Linked DNA regions of Homo sapiens: region 2 is linked to region 1. A link is an interaction called in ENCODE POLR2A ChIA-PET data of the cell type or tissue named here. Cell type or tissue: MCF 10A. All regions are shown on one strand. Each heading gives the region's core, and the rest is flanking DNA. Links, peaks and the distances in the headings are about the cores only.

Region 1 (9,003 bases), core at 239-5,238:
GTCAATCTCCTGACCTCGTGATCTGCCCACCTCGGCCTCCCAAAGTGCTGGGATTACAGGCGTAAGCCACCCGCGCCCGGCCCTAGAACTTCATTTTCTAAAGGTGATTATTTATTCCGAATTGCTATAATTATATGTAAGAGCTATTTCTAAAGTAATTCCACAAATTATTAAAGAATTGCTATAACATTATATATCATATCATTTATAATAAAATGACATTTAAACTTATCCTCTCAAATCAAAGATGGCACTCTAAACAGCTTTTACAAAACATCTGCACCAGCCTGGGCAACATAGTGAGACCCCATCTCTACAAAAATTTAAAAATTGGCTGGGTGTGGTGGCACATGCCTGTGGTCCCAGCTACTCGAGAGGCTGAGGGAGGAGGATCTCTTTCTCTTGAGCACAGAAGGTGGAGGCTACAGTGAACCCTGTTTGCAGAACTGCACTCCAGCACGGGCAACAGAGCAAGACTCAGTCTCAAAAAAAAAAAAAAAAAAATTTGCAAATAGGCACTGAGCCTTGAATAACTTGGTAATTCCAGTTCTGGAATGTACCTATTTACAAACCTGAATACAGAAAAAGTTTCATGTATAAAGCAAAATATATAAAAATGAAAAATTTAAAAAAATAACAGACCCACCTGATGGCATCCACTTGGTGCACTCATTTAAAATCATGTTTATCAAGAATATGTGGCAATGTTTAGAAATAACATGAAAAAAATCCAAATATAAACTAATATACACATTAGAATTAGAACTGTGTTTAAAGTTAAAAGAAAAAACTGCAAGTATAACCTAATGCGCGGCAATTAAGGGTGGAAGGAAAGACACTCATACAGTTCAAAAGTAACTATAAAATAAATGTTTCTTTTATTCAACGTGCCTTTAATGATGGCATACAGTTTATACACTCTTTTAAAGTTCTATTGTTCCAGACACTTTGAGTGGGTCCAAAGGAAGGACTTAGGTTAGAACTTAGCAATTTATTCTGTATTTTTAAAAATTATTTTATTTTATTTATTTATTTTTTTGAGACAGGGTCTTACTCTGTTGCCCAGGCTGGAATGCAGTGGCACGATCATGGTTCCCTGCAGCCTTGACCTCCCAGGCTCCAGCAATTCTCCCACCTCAGCCTCCTGAGTAGCTAGGACTGTAAGCACACACCACCACACCCACATCATTCTTTTGATTTTTTTTTTTTTTTTTTACTAGAGACAAGGTTTCGCTACATATTCCCCAGGCTGAGCTTGAACTCCTGAGCTCAAGCAATCCTCCTACCTCGGTCTCTCAAAGTTTTGGGATTACAAGCATTAGCCAAAGCACCCGGCTATTTATTCTCTTTTTTTTTTTTTTTTTTTTGAGATGGAGTCTTGCTCTGTTGCCCAGGCTAGAATGCGGTGGTGTGATCTTGGCTCACTGCAACCTCAGCCTCCCAGGTTCAAGTGATTCTCCTGCCTCAACCTCCCAAGTAGCTGGGACTACAGTTGCCTGCCACCGTGCCTGGCTACTTTTTTTGTATTTTTAGTAGAGATGAGTTTTTGCCATGTTGGTAAGGCTGGTCTCGAACTCCTAACGTCAAGAGATCCACCTGCCTTGGCCTCCCAAAGTGCTGGGATTACAGGCCCAGCTATTTATTCTTAATATGTATGTGTTCATTAGTATTTCTAAACCACAGCCCAGGCACGGTGGCTCACGCCTGTAATCCCAGCACTTTGGGAGGCTGAGGTGGGCGAATCACTTGAGGTCAGGAGTTCAAGACCAGCCTGGCCAACATGGTGAAACCTTCTCTACTAAAAATACAAAAATTAGTTAGGCGTGTTGTCAGGCGCCCACCTACTTGGGAGGCTGAGGCAGGAGAATCACTTTAACCTGGGAGGCAGAGGTTGCAGTGAGTTGAGATCACGCCACTACACTCCAGCCTGGGCGATAGAGTGAGTGAGATACTGTCAAAGAAAAAAAAAAGTATAAAGATAAATTTAGACATATAATCCATAACACTGGTATTTCAGTGGAGAGGGAGGACATTATTGGTATTATTTCATCAAACTAAAAGGGCTGATGAAAAAAATTTAATAAAAGTCATATCACTCTATTATTCCAAAATATACAGCTAGCCTCTTTAAAATATGCCATTTTAAGTTACTTAATACAGTCCTTGAAATGGAAAAAAAATTTAAAAATTAAATGGTCTTCTTCCAAACACATAATTTTTTATTAAGCAATGCTAATAAAACTCTTCAGATTTCTAGTTTTTAGTCTACCTTCCTCTTTTCTAATCTAAATGTTCGACCGTGTTTACCCCTAACATCAACAAGATAAGTTATTCCAAATGGATATATGTATTTCCAGGAGAAATGTATTTCATCCCCACAGTCTTCTCTCCTCACCCTCTCCACCCCTTGCTGAAACCCATTCAAGTGAACAGTATTTGGGACATGGGAACTATCATTAAGTGTTAAGCTATTCCAATCACTGTTTGACAATAACCACGTTTTAAGGTAAAAATGATTATTTCCCTAAATAGATAAAATTAATAGGACAAAGACTACCAAAGACCAATATCTACTACATTAACATAGAGACCTTCTCTAGCCTTTGAAGATATAACTAAGGGAATTCTCCTACATTACAGGAGAGCATTTTCTGTTTTTAAACACTTTTGCTAATAACGCATAAACAAAAATACCCAACATGTAATTGTACAGTTCAATGAATTTTTGGAAAGCAAATACCTATTGCAAAGCAAACCACTATCCAGGTTAAGACAAAGAACACTGCCAGCATCTCAGGAGACTCCTTGTTTGTCTCTTTCAGATAGCAACCCTCTCCCAAACCTCCTACCACCATCTGACTTCTTTTGTAAGAGGTGGGGGTTGTTTTGTTTTTTAATCACTTTAGGTAACAGTATGGGAGCAAAGCAAATATCCAAATAATTGTGGCTCACTGGATACACTTTTGCACCTATCATTCAAGTATATATTTTAGACAAAAGTTTCATTGTCTAGATGACTGCTTCTGTTTCTCACTCCAATGAGTGGCAATGGGTCCAATAGACTAACTGAGGTGGGTGCTTTTGAATGTCAACAAATCTTCCTTCTAGAAATGGTATCCAATCAATTCTGGTTCTTGTTTACAAGTACCATCATGACAATCAGGAATGACTGTTTGTGTAGCAGAGTACCCACATGTAATTGCAATGAGAGTGAGTCATGAGCCAAATTGTACAAGTGTGTGGTGGTGCTGGTGAGTAACTAACCAACAGCTCTCACATCTAGGAACTGAACCAGTGCCAGAAAGCCATCTGGATAGCAAACAGTAACATGAGAAGAATTTTAAATAGCTTACAGCTGTAGAAAATGCACTATTCCAGGCTTTGAATTCTTTTAGTTATTTCTGTCTGCTGTCATTTTGAAAATAAGTCATAATATGTAAAAATTAAAAGAGCATCCAATAAAGGCTGGCATTTATCCCAAGTAATTTCAGGATTACTCCTTTGCATGATGGTTTAAGTTTGGTCTGGCAAGTACTTATCATTTGTTTGTCTGTTTTAAACCTTTTCCTTGGAGACCAATTTTCTTCCTAAGCTATCCACCCATGAATGACAAAATGCTTCTGTGTGTAGCTTTCATTTCTCCCTCACTATGGACTGTAAATTGAGAGGGAAAAGACTAAGAAAAACTGAAGAAGTATCTGTCCTTGATGCCAAGTCTTCTTTCACTGGTTATTCTCTCTAGAGGACACAGAGAGTCCAGAGAGGCAGGCTGATAATGTCATCTCAGTGCTAGGCCTTGATCAAAAAGAGGAAGAGAAGAAAACTGCAGAGGGACAAAGTGGGAAAACAACTGAATTTCAAGGAAATGAATATTTAATAAGTACTTATTCTGTTTAAGATACCATATCACACACTTGATTGGGAGATGAGGTAATTACAAAACAAAACGAAGCAATTTGCAATCCAGCCTGTACCAGAGCAGTTAGGTCTAGTGAGAGACTAGCGGAGGCATGTCTGTTCTCTGAATGATTGCAGTGTTTTTTACCTCGACCTCCCAGAGCCTCAACCAGAAGGGATGAGGATGGAATACTGGAAAAGGGAAATACAGAGTACCCGCCTGAACTTCTTAAGGTGTGGGACTGCAGTGTCTGGGGATCAGGCTATGTCATCTAAAAAGTTGAGGCAGCACCACAATGTTGCTGTCATGAAACCCCCTCACTGCCTCACTGCCCCAGCCTATGACCTGTGCATAATGGGATGAGTACTGGGAGTTACATGGTTTGGAATATAATAATTAATCACATGTTACTATGTCTAAGATCCCAAAAGATCTGAAATCTTTATCTGTTATGCATTAACAGGACAGCTTTTGGATACTGTCCTGTATTTAAGTTATAACATCACCCTATAAGCTAATAAATTATATTTCGTTTCAAAACCCTCAAATATAGCATTCTTTTAAATTAAAAAGCATACATTGGCCAGCCGCGGTGGCTCACACCTGTAATCCCAGCACTTTGGGAGGCTGAGGTGGGTGGATCACCTGAGGTCAGGAGTTGAAGACCAGCCTGGCCAACATGGTGAAACCCAGTCTCTACTAAAAATACAAAAATTAGCCGGGCGTGGTGGCGTGTGCCTGTAATCCCAGCGACTCAGGAGGCTGAGGCAGGAGGATCACCTGAACCCCGGAGGCAAAGGTTGCACTGAGTGGAGATTGCACCATTGCACTCCAGCCTGGGCGATAAGAGCAAAACTCCATCTCAACAAAAAAAAAGAAAGAAAGAAAAATGACATTAGTATCCATTTCATACCATTAGTATAACAGTTAATAATTTAAAATGTTTCCTGACTGAACGTAGCTACTAAAACCAACCCATACCTTTTTCTTCTGGAAACTATGGGAATACTCTCAAGGGATTAAAAATGTTTTGGATAAAACATTAGCAAGGAAAGAAAGCTTTAAGAATCTAAGGCCGGGAGTGGTGGCTTATGCCTGTAATTCGAGTACTGTGAGAGGGCGAGGCAGAGGATCCCTTGAGGCCAGAAGTTCGAAACCAGCCTGGGCAACTTGACAAAACCCTGCCTCTACAAAAAAATACAAAAAATACAAAAATTAGCTGGGCGTGGTAGCACACACCTGTAGTCCCAGCTACTCAGGAAGCTGAGGGACGATCGCCTGAGCCTGGGAGGCAGACATTGCCGTGAGCTGTGATTGTGGTACTGCATTCCAGCCTGGGCGACAGAGTGAGACCCTGTCTCAAAAAACAAACAAACAAACAAACAAACAAACAAAACCCCAGCATGGGCAACATGGTAAAACCCTGTCTTTACCAAAAACACACCAGGCATGATGGCATGCACTTGTGGTCCCAGCTACTTGGGAGGCTGAGGTAGGAGGATCACTTGAGCCTGGGAAGCGGACATTGCAGTGAGCTGAGATCATGCTACTGCACTCCATTGTTGGTGACAGAGTGAGACTCTACCTCAAAAAAAAAAAAAAAAAAAAAGAATCTAAATAATCTAACAAAGTATTGAAAAGTAGCTTAAAAAAATTGTGATTACACGATCAACAGCACTGCTGTCACAACCTGGGATGATTTTAAAACATGGCCACAAAATTATTTTACATCACTCCTGCACCTACTGGTGCTGCCTGCCAAGGCTGTGGGCAAAGTCATCTCCAAGCTGAGCAGGAAGGTCACTGGCATAGCCTTCTATGCCCCCACCACCAATGTGTCCCTCATGGACCTGACCTGCCATCTGGAGAGACCTGCCAAATGTGATGAGAGGTCAGGTGCACGATCCCTCTCCTTGAATATGGCTTCAGTGATGGCTTGACCTCTAATAGAATACAGCAGGGGTAATGCTCTACTAATTCCCAGGTTTAAGAAGCTGCAGCTTCCATTTCCTCACTTAAGACACCTGCTTGTGAGATGCTCACTCTTAGAAGGTAGCCACCAAGCAGTGAACAGCTCAGGACAGACACATGGGAGAGGCCAAGGATAAGTGTTGACAAACTCCAGCTGACTGCTAGTACCAATAGCCAAACTTCTGAGTGAAGAAGCCTTCAATGACTCCATCCCTCAGACGTCATGTTTTTCCACCTGATGCCCAGACAACATGGGCCAAAGACAACCTGACTCTGGTGTGCCCCATCCAATTCCTGACTGCAGAACCAGAGCATAATAAAATGAATGTTTTACACCACTAAGTTTTGGGATGGTTTGTTACAGCAATATATCATTGCAGCATGACCTATTAGAATGAAATCACGCAATTACTACAGTCAATAATTCATTTTTTTCTTAAAAAAAAAATTTACACTTTCTGTTCCTCCCATTCAACAGCCACATCTTCTCATGTAACACCCATCACATCCCTGAGACATCACAATGAAAGTGAAAGCCAGGTAAACTGATTTGGCCTTATTAGACACCTGGTCACCAAGGCTGCTTTTAACTCTGGCGAAGTGGATATTGTCTCATCAAGGACCCCCTCATTGCCCTCAACTACACGGTCTATATGTTCCATGATGATTCTACCCATGGCAAATTCCGTGGCACAGTCAAGGCTGAGAATGGCAAGCTTGTCATCAATGAAAATACCATAACCATTTTCTAGGAGCAAATTCCCACCAAAATCAAATTGGGTGATGCCACCACAATTACATTGTGGAGACCACTGGCATCTTCACTACCTTGTAGAAGGCTGGGGCTCATTTAAAAGGAGAAACCGAAAGGGTCATCATCTCTGCCCCCTCTGCTGATGCCCCCATGTTTGTAATGGGCATGAACCATGAAAAGTAAAAAAACACCTCGCAATTCCCAGCAAACCTTCTATACCACTAACTGCTTAGCACCACTGGCCAAGATCACCCATGACAACTTTGGCATCATGGGAGGAATCATGACCTCATCCATGCTACTATCACTGACATCCAGAAGACCACTGATGGCCCATCTGGGAAACTGTGGTGCAATGGCTTTCCAGAACATCACTCCTGTACCTACTGGTGCTGCCAAAGCTGTGGGCAAAGTCATCTCCAAGCTGAGCAGGGAGCTCACTGGCATAGCCTTCTATGTCCCCACAGCCAATGTGTCCATCATGGACCTGACCTGCCATCTGGAGAGACCTGCCAAATACAATGACATCATGAAGGAGGTGAAGCAGGCGTGGGAGGACCCCTCAAAGGCATCCTGGGCTACTCTGAGTACCAGGTTGTCTCTGCCAACTAACAGTGATAACAACTTTTCCACCTTCAATGTTGGAGCTGGTATTGTTCTCAATGACTACTTTGTCAAGCTCATTTCCTGGTATGACAATGAATTTGGCTACAGCAACAGGGTGGTAGACCTTATGGTGCACATGGCCTCCTGGACCACCAGCCCCAGTGAGACCATGTAAGTAAGAGAGAGGCCCTCAGCTGCTGTGCAGTCCTGCCCCACTCAGTCCCCCGCCATCACACTGAGAATCTCCCTTCCCAGACACGGTTTCCATGCCAGACCCCCTGAAAAATGGGATAGGCCTAGAAAGCTCCACTTTGTAGTGCACCATCAATAAAGTCCTCTGTATTCAGCACCCCTCTACTGCCAAAAAAAAAAATAGCAACACACACATTTTCCAAATATATATCTTACTCTATGTCATTTCTTTTTTTTTTTTTTTTTGAGACGGAGTCTCGCTCTGTCGCCCAGGCTGAAGTACAGTGGCATGATCTCGGCATACTGCAAGCTCTGCCTCCTGGGTGCACGCCATTCTCCTGCCTCAGCTTCCCGAGTAGCTGAGACTACAGGTACCCACCACCATGCCCGGCTAATTTTTTTGTATTTTTAGTAGAGACAGGGTTTCACCGTGTTAGCCAGGATGGTCTTGATCTCCTGACCTCATGATCTGCCCACCTCAGCCTCCCAAAATGCTGGGATTACAGGCGTGAGCCACCACGCCCGGCCTTCTTTTTTTTTTTTTTTTTTTTGAGACAGGCTGTCACTCTGTCACCCAGGATGGAGTACAGTGGCACGATCTTGGCTCACTGCAACATCTACCTCCTGGGCTCAAGCAATCCTCCCACATCAAGCCTCCCGAGTAGTTGGGACCACAGGTGCATGCCACCATGCCTGGCTAATTTTTTGTATTTTTGGTAGACGTGGGGTTTTGCCATGTTGCCCAGGCTGGTCTCGAACTCCTGAACTCAAGTGATCCATCTGCCTTAGCCTCCCAAAGGGCTGGGATTACAAGCATGAAATCGCTGCACCTGGCCAAATTTTTTTTTTTTTTAATAGAGACAGTGTCTTGCTTTGTTGCCCAGGCTGTCTTGAAACCCTAGCTCAAGCAATCCTCCTGCTTCGGCCTCCCAAAGTGCTAGGATTACAGGTGTGAGCCACCATGCCTGGCCCAAGGGCATTTCTTATGAGAAATATTTTCTTCTAATATACAGATAACTTTAGTATATCAGCAAACAAGTTAATCTCTAAAATTAGAATTATGCAGGTCCAAGTTCTACTGAAATTTAAATGGCACTGAGAACTTTTTTTTTTCTTTTGAGACAGAGTCTCGCTCTGTTGCCCAGGCTGGAGTGCAGTGGCGAGACCTCAGCTCACTGCAACTTCTACCTCCCAGGTTCAAACAATTCTCCTGCCTCAGCCTTCCAAGTAGCTGAGATTACAGGCACACATCACCACACCCGGCTAATTTTTGGTATTTTTAGTAGAGACAGAGTTTTGCTAATGTTGGCCAGACTGGTCTCGAACTCCCGACCTCAAGTGATCCACCCACCTTGGCTTCCAAAGTGTTAGGATTACATGTGTGAGCCCACCAGAAAACTAACTTTTGTTTTTTTGTTTTTTTTGTTTTTTTGAGACGGCGTCTTGCTCTGTTGCCAGGCTGGAGTGCAGTGGTGCAATCTCGGCTCACTGCAACCTCCGCCTCCAGGGTTCAAGTGATTCTCCTGCCTCAGCCTCCCAAGTAGCTGGGATTACAGGTGTGTACCACCATGCCCAGCTAATT
Region 2 (9,003 bases), core at 1,350-6,349, 120 kb after region 1:
GTGCAATGGCGCAGTCTCGGCTCACTGCAACCTCTGCCTTCCGGATTCAAGTGATTCTCCTGCCTCAGCTTCCCAAATAGCTGGGATTACAGGGGCCTGCCACCACACATGCCTACTTTTTGTTGTTGTTGTTGTTAGACAGAGTCTTGCTGTGACACCCAGTCTGGAGTGCAATGGCGAGATCTCAGCTACTGCAACCTCCGCCTTCCAGGTTCAAGTGATTCTCCTGCCTCAGCCTCCCGAGTAGCTGGGATTACAGGCACGCGCCATCATGCCTGGCTAATTTTTGTATTTTTAGTAGAGACGGGGGTTTCACCATGTTGGCCAGGGTAGTCTCAATCTCCTGACCTCGGGTGATCCACTTGCCTCAGCCTCCCAAAGTGCTGGGACTACAGGCGTGAGCCACCATGCCTGGCCCTAATTTTTGTGTTTTTAGTAGAGATGGGGTTTCACCATGTTGGCCAGGCTGGTCTCGAATTCCTGACCTCAGGTGATATGCCTGCTTTGGCCTCCCAAAGGGCTGGGATTACAGGTGTGAGCCACTATGCCCAGCCTATTATATCTTTTATATCACTTTAAATTTGTGTTATCTTTTTTTTTTTTTTGAGACATTGTCTTGCTGTGTTGCCCAGGCTGAAGTCCAATGGCACGATCACAGTCACTGCAGCCTCAACCTCCTGGGCTCATGCAATCCTCCCACCTCAGCCTCCTGAGCAGCTGGTACTGCAGGTGCTGCCACCATGCCTGGCTAATTTTTGTTTTTTTGTTTTTTTTTTGTAGAGATGGGGTTTCGCTATGTTACCCAGCCTAGGTGCTTAAATATTACCAACAAGTAGAAAACATAACAACAAAGTTATAGTGACTTTTAAATTTTAATTTAATTTTGTTATTATTATTATTACTATATATATATATATATTTTTTTTTTTTTTTTTTTTTTGAGATGGAGTCTTGCTCTGTCCCCAGGGTGGAGTGCAGTGGTGCGATCTAGGCTCGCTGCAACCTCTGCCTCCCGGGTTCAAGCGGTTCTCCTGCCTCACCCTCCTGAGTAGCTGGAACTCCAGGCACGTGCCACCACGCCCAGCTAATTTTTGTATTTTTAGTAAAGACAGGGTGTACCATGTTGGCCAGGATGGTCTCAATCTCTTTTTTTTTTTTTTGAGACAGAGTCTCACCTATCGCTCAGGCTGGAGTGCAATGGCGTGATCTCAGCTCACTGCAACCTCCGTCTCCTGGGTTCAAATGATTCTCCTGACTCAGCCTCCCGAATAGCTGGGATTACAGGTGTACACCACCATGCCCGGCTAATTTTTTGTATTTTTAGTAGAGATGGAGTTTCACCATGCTGGCCAGGCTGGTCTCGAACTCCTGACTTCGTGATCCGCCTGCTTCAGCCTCCCAAAGTGCTGGGATTACCAGCGTGAGTGACCACACCCGGCCGGTGTCGATCTCTTGACCTCATGATCCACCTGCCTTGGCCTCCTAAAGTGTTGGGATTACAGGCATGAGCCACTGTATTATTTTTTTTCTAAGAGACAGGGTCTCCCTATGTTGTGTAGGCTGGTCTTGAACTCCTGGGCTCAAGGGATCCTCCTGCCTTGGCCTCCTACAGTGCTAGCATTACAGGCGTGAGACACCATGCACAATCTATGTTGTAGAAACTTTAAAAAAAGAAACCCTCATGTCCTGCCCACATTCCCACTCAACAGTCTCACTACTGCAGTACAAGAGTCATTTTATTTCTACATACTTCCCTTCAGCAGGGATCATATACAGTCATATTTTTGCCTGGCTTGCTGTGGTGGAAAGTTTCACATGGTAATACAATCATTTATCATAAAGGTGAATTTTTCACTGCTCTATAAAGATGACTAAAGAAAGCAAGGTATAGCTGAACCAGAACGGGCATTCAGAAAACTCTGACAGCTGTTGTCCCAGCCTTGGGTCTAAAACAGGTTAACTTAGTTGTATCTTCTGTAAAAGGAAATTACTGGAGGAAGTTTGCTTAACATAACACAGCCTCTTAGCCAAAGCACCAGAACTGAAAACTAGGGTTCTAAGTTCTGGATTCCCAGTGCAGTATTTGTTCCACCAAGAAAGTCGCCCCCTTGCCCCGCCTTTTTTTTTTTTTTTAAAAAAAAAAAGAGAAACGTGTTTAATGGTAAAACTCAGCACATGCCAGCACCAGGAATGTTATGGAGTTGTAGCAGCAAGGGTGAGTAGGTGACCCCCATGGAGCTTCACATGGCAAAGAGGATGAGGAAGGTGACTGTCAAACAGAAGAGTCCCATGGCCTCAGATAGGGCAAAGTCCAGAATGGCATAGAAGAGCTGTTCCTTGAGAGATGGGCTGATGGCATAGTGAATGATCAAGTTGCCAGACACCATTGCTATGCCAGCCCCTGAGCCAGTTACAATCGTGGGTTGGGTGTGGTGGCTCACACCTGTATTCCTAGCACTTTGGGAGGCCCAGGCAGGCAGATTGCTCGAGCTCAGGAGTTCACGACCAGCTTGGGTACATTGCAACACCCGGTCTCTACAAAATATCAAACAATTAGCTGGGCATGGTGGCATGCATCTGTAGTCCCAGCTACTCAGGTGGCTGAGGTGGGAGGATCGCTTGAGCCCGGGAGGTTGAGGCTGTAGTGAACTGTGATTGTGCCACTGCACTCCAGTCTGGATGACAAAGTGAGACCCTATCTCAAACCAACCAACCAATTGTGATTGCCCCAGCATCAATAAACTTGGCTGCTGTGTCAATGTCCCAGGAGACAACACTGGTCTGGAACTCCTATCTGGCCACGTGGAGCGGAGAGCTGCCGTAGGAAAGCTGTTTGGATAAATTATTTGGCCTATTCAGAAAGGAGGCAGACACAGACCTGAGTAAACCCCTAGTACTACAGCAGATCAGAGCCTGAGAAATGAGTAGTGCCCCAGGGGTCTGCATTTTTTCAGTCTGCACTCCCACTGCCCTGCATCTCCAGCTTGGCCCACAGCATTCACCCTGCCCAAGATGACTTAGAAGTTGCAATTTTCTAAATGCTGATGTGTTCTCTGATCAGAATCTTCCTCTGAGTGGGCACAGCAGGCTTCTGTTCCCTGGGCAGGGCAGAGGAATTCTTGTCCTTGGATGTAAAGAAAATAGGGAAATCTGCCCAAAGAATTAGCTGTGGTTCTTAATGCTCAGGAGTCTTCCTGGTTCCCCTAACTTTCCTCCAGAGTTCTATTTTCTTTCTTTCTTTCTTTCCTTTCTTTCCTTGCCTTCCTTGCCTTTCCTTGCCTTTCCTTGCCTTCCTTGCCTTCCTTGCCTTCCTTGCCTTCCTTGCCTGCCTGCCTGCCTGCTTTCTTTTCTTTCTTTCTTTTTCTTTCTTTCTTTCTCTCGCTCGCTTTCTTTCTTTCTTTCTTTCTTTCTTTCTTTCTTTCTTTCTTTCTTTCTTTCTTTCTTTCTTTCTTTCTTTCTTTTTTTCTTCCCTCTCCCTCTCCCTCTCTCTTTCTTTCTTTCTTTTTTGAGACAGAGTCTTACTCTGTTGCCCAGGCTGGAGTGCAGTGGTATGATCTTGACTCACTGCAACCTCTGCCTCCAGTTTCAAGACATTCTCCTGCCTCAGCCTCCTGAGTAGCTGGGATTACAGGCAGCCATCAGGCCCGGCTAATTTTTGTGTTTTTAGTAGAGACAGGTTTTCTCCATGTTGGCCAGGCTGGTCTCGAGCTCCAGACCTCAGGTGATCCACCCGCCTCGGCCTCCCAAGGTGCTGGGATTAAAGGCGTGAACTGCCACGCCTGGCCTGGAGTTCTATCTTTAAGTTTCTCTGTTCTCTGATCTTCAGAAGCTGCTGGAGAACATGGTCCCACTAGTTATTCACACACATCCATAAAACTCCCCACTTAAGAGTCAGAATGTCAGGTTGGCCAATGACCAATGAACCACAAGTCGGTGGTTGGAAACTTTCTTCAAAAATGAGGAACTTAAAAGTTGAAGAGCCTGTGTTGGTTGTTCCAGGGCAATTGTCCTTTATTCTGACCCAAAAAACCTCATGTAGCTCTAAATTCAGAAAATAACACGTGTTGGTGAGAATGTGGAGAAATTGGAACCTTTACGCATTGTTGATGGGACTGTAAAATGGCACAGCCACTGTGGAAAATAGCATGGAAGTTCCTTTAAAAAATTAAAAACAGAACAACTCTATGACCCAGCAATCTCACTTCTGGATATATATCCAAAAGAATGGGAAGCAGGGCCTCAAAGAAATATTTGCACACCCTTGTTTATAGAAGCTTATTCACAATAGCCAAGAGGTGGGAGCAAACCAAGTGTCCATCAAAGGAAGAATGGATAAACAAAATGTAGTATATACATACAGTGAAATATGATTCAGCCTTAAAAAGGAAGGAAATCCTGTCACATGCTACAACATGAGTAAATCTTGAGTCATTTTGCTAAATGAGATAAGCCAGTCATGGCCGGGCATGGTGGCTCACGCCTGTAATTCCAGCATTTTGGGAGGCTGAGGCAGGTGGATCACAAGGTCAGGAGTTCAAGACCAGCCTGGCCAACATGGTGAAACCCCGTCTCTATTAAAAAAAAATAAAAATAAAAAAAAAATAGCCAGGCTTGGTGGCGGGTGCCTATAATCCCAGCTACTCGGGAGGCTGAGGCAGGAGAATCGCTTAAACCAGGGAGGCAGAGGCTGCAGTGAGCCGAGATCACACCACTACACTCCACCCTGGGCAACAGGGCAAGACTCTGTCTCAAAAAAAAAAAAAAAGAAAGAAAGAAAAGAAATATGCCAGTCACAAAAAGGCAAATATTGCATGATTTCACTATCTAAAATAAAATTTAGTTAAATTTTATTTATTAAATTAATTAAATTTATAGAAACAGAAAGTTGAACAGTAGTTGCCATGGGGTGGAGGAAGGGGGAACTGAGGAGTTATTTAATGAGTATAGCATTTTAGTTTTGCAAGATGAAAAAGTTCTGGAGGCTGGGCATAGTGGCTCATGCCTGTAATCACAGCACTTTGGAAGGCTGAGGAGGGCAGATCCCTTGAGCCCGGAAACAAGACCAGCCTGGGCCACATGGTGAAACCCTGTCTCTACAAAAAATACAAAAATTACCTGGGTGTGGTAGTATGAGCCTGCAGTCCCAGCTACTCGGGAGGTTGAGGTAAGGGGATCACCTGAGCCCAGGGAGGTAACTGCAGTGAGCCATGATAGCATCACTGCACTCCAACCTGGGCGACAGAGTGAGACCCTGTCTCAAAAAAAAAAAAGTTCTGGAGATCAGTTGCACAACAATGTGAATACACTTAACAGTCTTGAACTGTATGTACACTTAAAAATGGGTAAGATGATAAATTTTATGTTATGTGTTTTTTACAATTAATCGGCTGGGCACGGTGGCTCACGCCTGTAATCCCAGCACTTTGGGAGGCCGAGGTGGGCAGATCATGAGGTCAGGAGATCGAGACCATCCTGGCTAACATGGTGAAACCCCGTCTCTACTAAAAATACAAAAAATTAGCCGGGTGTGGTGGCAGGCACCTGTAGTCCCAGCTACTCGGGAGGCTGAGGCAGGAAAATGGTGTGAACCTGGGAGGCGGAGCTTGCAGTGAGCTGAGATAGCACCACTGCTTTCCAGCCTGGGTGACAGAGCGAGACTCTGTCTCAAAAAAAAAAAAAAAAAAAAAATTAAAAAACTCAATGAAAAGGTTAACAAACAAATTAGATATAATTGAAGAAGAAATTAATAAACTAGAAGAACTACCAAAATTATTCAGAATATAACACAGAGAAACAAAGAGATATCAGGAAACATGCATAATAGAGTGAGAAGATCTAACATTTGGCTAACTGGGGTTCTAGAAGAAAATAATAGAGAAAATGGACAGGTAACACTCAAAGGGAAAATGCCTGAGAAATTTTCCAGAATTGCTGAAAAATATATATCCTGTTTCTTTTTTTTCTTTTTCTTTTTCCAGTAAGCCTTTTGCACTCCTAAAATCCTGTTTCAGAAATCACAATGAATCTCAAGAATGATAAAAATAACCCACACTTAGACTCCTCACAGAGAAACTGCAGATCAAAGACAGGAAGATTACATTAAAAGCATCCAGAAAGCAATCAAGATGTATTTCAAGCCTGGCACGGCAGCTCACGCCTGTAATCTGCTGAGGCGGGCAGATCACTTGAGGTCAGGAGTTCAAGACCAGCCTGGCCAATGTGGTGAAACCCTGTCTCTACTAAAAATACAAAGAATTAGCCAGGTGTGGTGGTGCACGTCTGTAATCACAGCCTGTAATATGCTGAGGTGGGCAGATCACTTGAGGTCAGGAGTTCAAGACCAGCCTGCCCAACATGGTGAAACCCTGTCTCTACTAAATATACAAAAAATTAGCCAGGCGTGGTGGTGCACGCCTGTAATCCCAGGTACTTGGTAGGCTGAGGCAGGAGAATTGCTTGAACCCGGGAGGCAGAGGTTGCAGTGAGCCAAGATGGTGCCATTGCACTCCAGCCTGGGCAACAAGAGCGAAACTCTGTCTCAAAAAAGAAAAGAAAAGAAAATGGAGGAGGCCTTGTATTTGCAGGAGCCAGGGGATAAATGGAAACTTTCTGCTCAACTTTGCTGTAAACCTAAAACTGCTCTAAAAAATTAAATCTGGCTGGCCGCAGTGGCTCACGCCTGTAATCCCAGCACTTTGGGAGGCCAAGGCAGGTGGATCACCTGAGGTCAGCTGTTCAAGACCAGCCTGGCCAACACGGTGAAACTCCGTCTCTACTAAAACTACAAAAATTACCTGGGTATGGTGGCAGGTGCCTGTAATCCCAGCTACTAGGGAGGCTGAGGCAGCAAAATTGCTTGAACCTGGGAGGTGGGGGCTGCAGTGAGCAGAGATCGTGCCACTGCACTCCAGCATTGGGCAACAAGAGCGAAACTCCGTCTCAAAAAAAAAAAAAAATTAATTTGAAAAAAAAAAAAAAAAACCTCAAGGCCAAAAAAGACATCTAGAGAGAAAAAAAGTAATGAACAAAAATAAGCAACAAAATAATAATTACATAGACAGGAAACATCTTAATTGAAACAAAACAAGACATTTTTCAAAACAAAAAAAATACACTTAATAAGGAATTTGAAGTTAGCTATTGCTCGGTATGGTCCTGCCCTATTTCCTACTCTCTTTCTCCTACCCTCTGTCTTCATTAATTTATTTTTCTTTTTTGAGACGCAGTCTTGCTATGTCACCCAGGCTGGAGTGCAGTGGTGTGATCTCAGCTGACTGCAACATCTGCCTCCCAGCTTCAAGCAATTCTTCTGCCTCAGCCTCCAGATTAGCTGGGATTACAGATGTACACCACCATGCCTGGCTACTTTTTGTAGAGATGAGATTTCACGTTGTTGGCCAGGCTGGTCTTGAACTCCTGACCTCAAGTGATCTGCCCAACTTGGCCTACCAAAATGCTGGGATTACAGGCGTGAGCCACCACCCCCAGGCTGTTTGTCTTCATTAATATGAATGACAGCTTTTATTCTGTAACTAGGAGAAGAGAGAGAGACTGAGATGAAGAAAGAGAGGGGAAAGGAAGTTTGTTGAAGGAAGAAAGGGTATTTGGCTTTTAATACTGATATTGACCTGGAGAGGAAAGGGGTCTAGAAAGGCCACTGCTTCATTATCATCTGGGGTTGGGGTAGGGGTTGGGGGAGTATGGTAAAATTATTCCCACAGCAAACCTCTATGGGGCAGAAGACCACTAGAGACACTTTCAATGATGGTGCCCATCTGTGCAAGAGCTTAGAAGCTATAAAGTATACTTACATATGTCATCTCATTTAATCTCTGAGAGAGAGGTCACTTGCCTACTCTGTCAGGTAATGCCAACAACAGCATTTCTAGATATATTGGTTAGTCTTTTTTTTCTTCTTCTTTTAGAGACAGGGTCTCACCCTGTTGCCTAGGCTGGAGTACAGTGGTGTGATCATATAGCTCACTGTAATCTAGAATTCCTGGGCTCAAATGATCCTCCTGTTTCAGCCTCCCCAGTAACACGGACTAACAGGCGGTGCCACCACACCCAGCTAATTTTCTTTTTTTTTGAGACAGAGTCTCCCTCTGTAGCCCAGGCTGGAGTGCTAGTGGTGTCCTCTCAGCTCACTGCAACCTCCTAGGCTCAAGCAATCCTCCTGCCTCAGCCTCCCAAGTAGCAGGACTACAGGCCCATGCCACCAAGCTTGCCTTTTTCTTTTTCTTTTTCTTTTTTTTGAGACGGAGTCTTGCTATGTCTCCCAGGCTGGAGTTCACTGCAATCTCTGCCTCCTGGGTTCAAGCAATTATCCTGCCTCAGCCTCTCGAGTAGCCGGGACTACAGGTGCATACCACCATACCCTGCTAAGTTTTGTATATTTAGTAGAGACGGGGTTTCGCCATGTTGGCCAGGCTGGTCTTGAACTCCTGATCTCAAGTGATCCACCCACCTCAGCCTCCCAAAATGTTGGGATTACAGGCATGAGCCACCATACCCAGCCCCTGGATAATTTTTTGTATTTTCAGCAGAGAGAGGTGTTTTCCATGTTGCCCAGGCTGGTCTCCAACTCTTGAGCTAAAATGACCTGCCCATTCGGCCTCTCTAGGATTACAGGCATGAGCCACCATGCCTGGCCCCTAATTTTTGTTTTTTGATTCTTTTGTGGAGATGGGATCTTGCTCTGTTGCCTGGCTGGTCTTGCACTCCTGGCCACAAGTAAGGCGTCTGCCTTGGCCTCCCTAGTAGCTGGGATTACAGGCATGAACTACCATCCCCAGCCCTCTTGGTTAGCCTTATACTTCCTGATATTTGTTAGTTGCAATTTTGCAGGCTCCCTCTAATTTCAACATTTCTTGTTGCTTATGAGCAGAGAAAGGTAAGCTAAGATTTTGAAAATTTTTATCTCCAGCCTGGACCTTTCACAGGAAATCTGGACTGCTAATTGAAAGCAACACTGGAATATCTAAACAAGCACTTCAGGCCAGG

The links. ChIA-PET counts read pairs that join two places held together with the same protein. Peaks named below come from ENCODE experiments on the same cell type or tissue, not always from the same donor. Only the 100,000 strongest peaks of a DNase experiment are listed, where the experiment ranks them.
Region 2: POLR2A ChIA-PET joins it to region 1 with 5 read pairs; 6 of 35 experiments call an interaction of 5 or more read pairs at or near these places.

What each region holds. Positions count from the first base shown.
Region 1 is chr3:138,771,437-138,780,439 of GRCh38, forward strand. The region is part of intron 2 of PIK3CB (phosphatidylinositol-4,5-bisphosphate 3-kinase catalytic subunit beta); the gene reads right to left. It also overlaps the pseudogene GAPDHP39. Among named protein-coding and RNA genes, the nearest start is that of PIK3CB, 59 kb to the right of the region's middle. In MCF 10A, for the core only: no CTCF peak of the experiment used is centred there; a DNase peak (open chromatin) is centred at 3,265.
Region 2 is chr3:138,887,012-138,896,014 of GRCh38, forward strand. It overlaps the pseudogene ATP5MC1P3. Among named protein-coding and RNA genes, the nearest start is that of LINC01391, 53 kb to the right of the region's middle. In MCF 10A, for the core only: no CTCF peak of the experiment used is centred there; no DNase peak of the experiment used is centred there.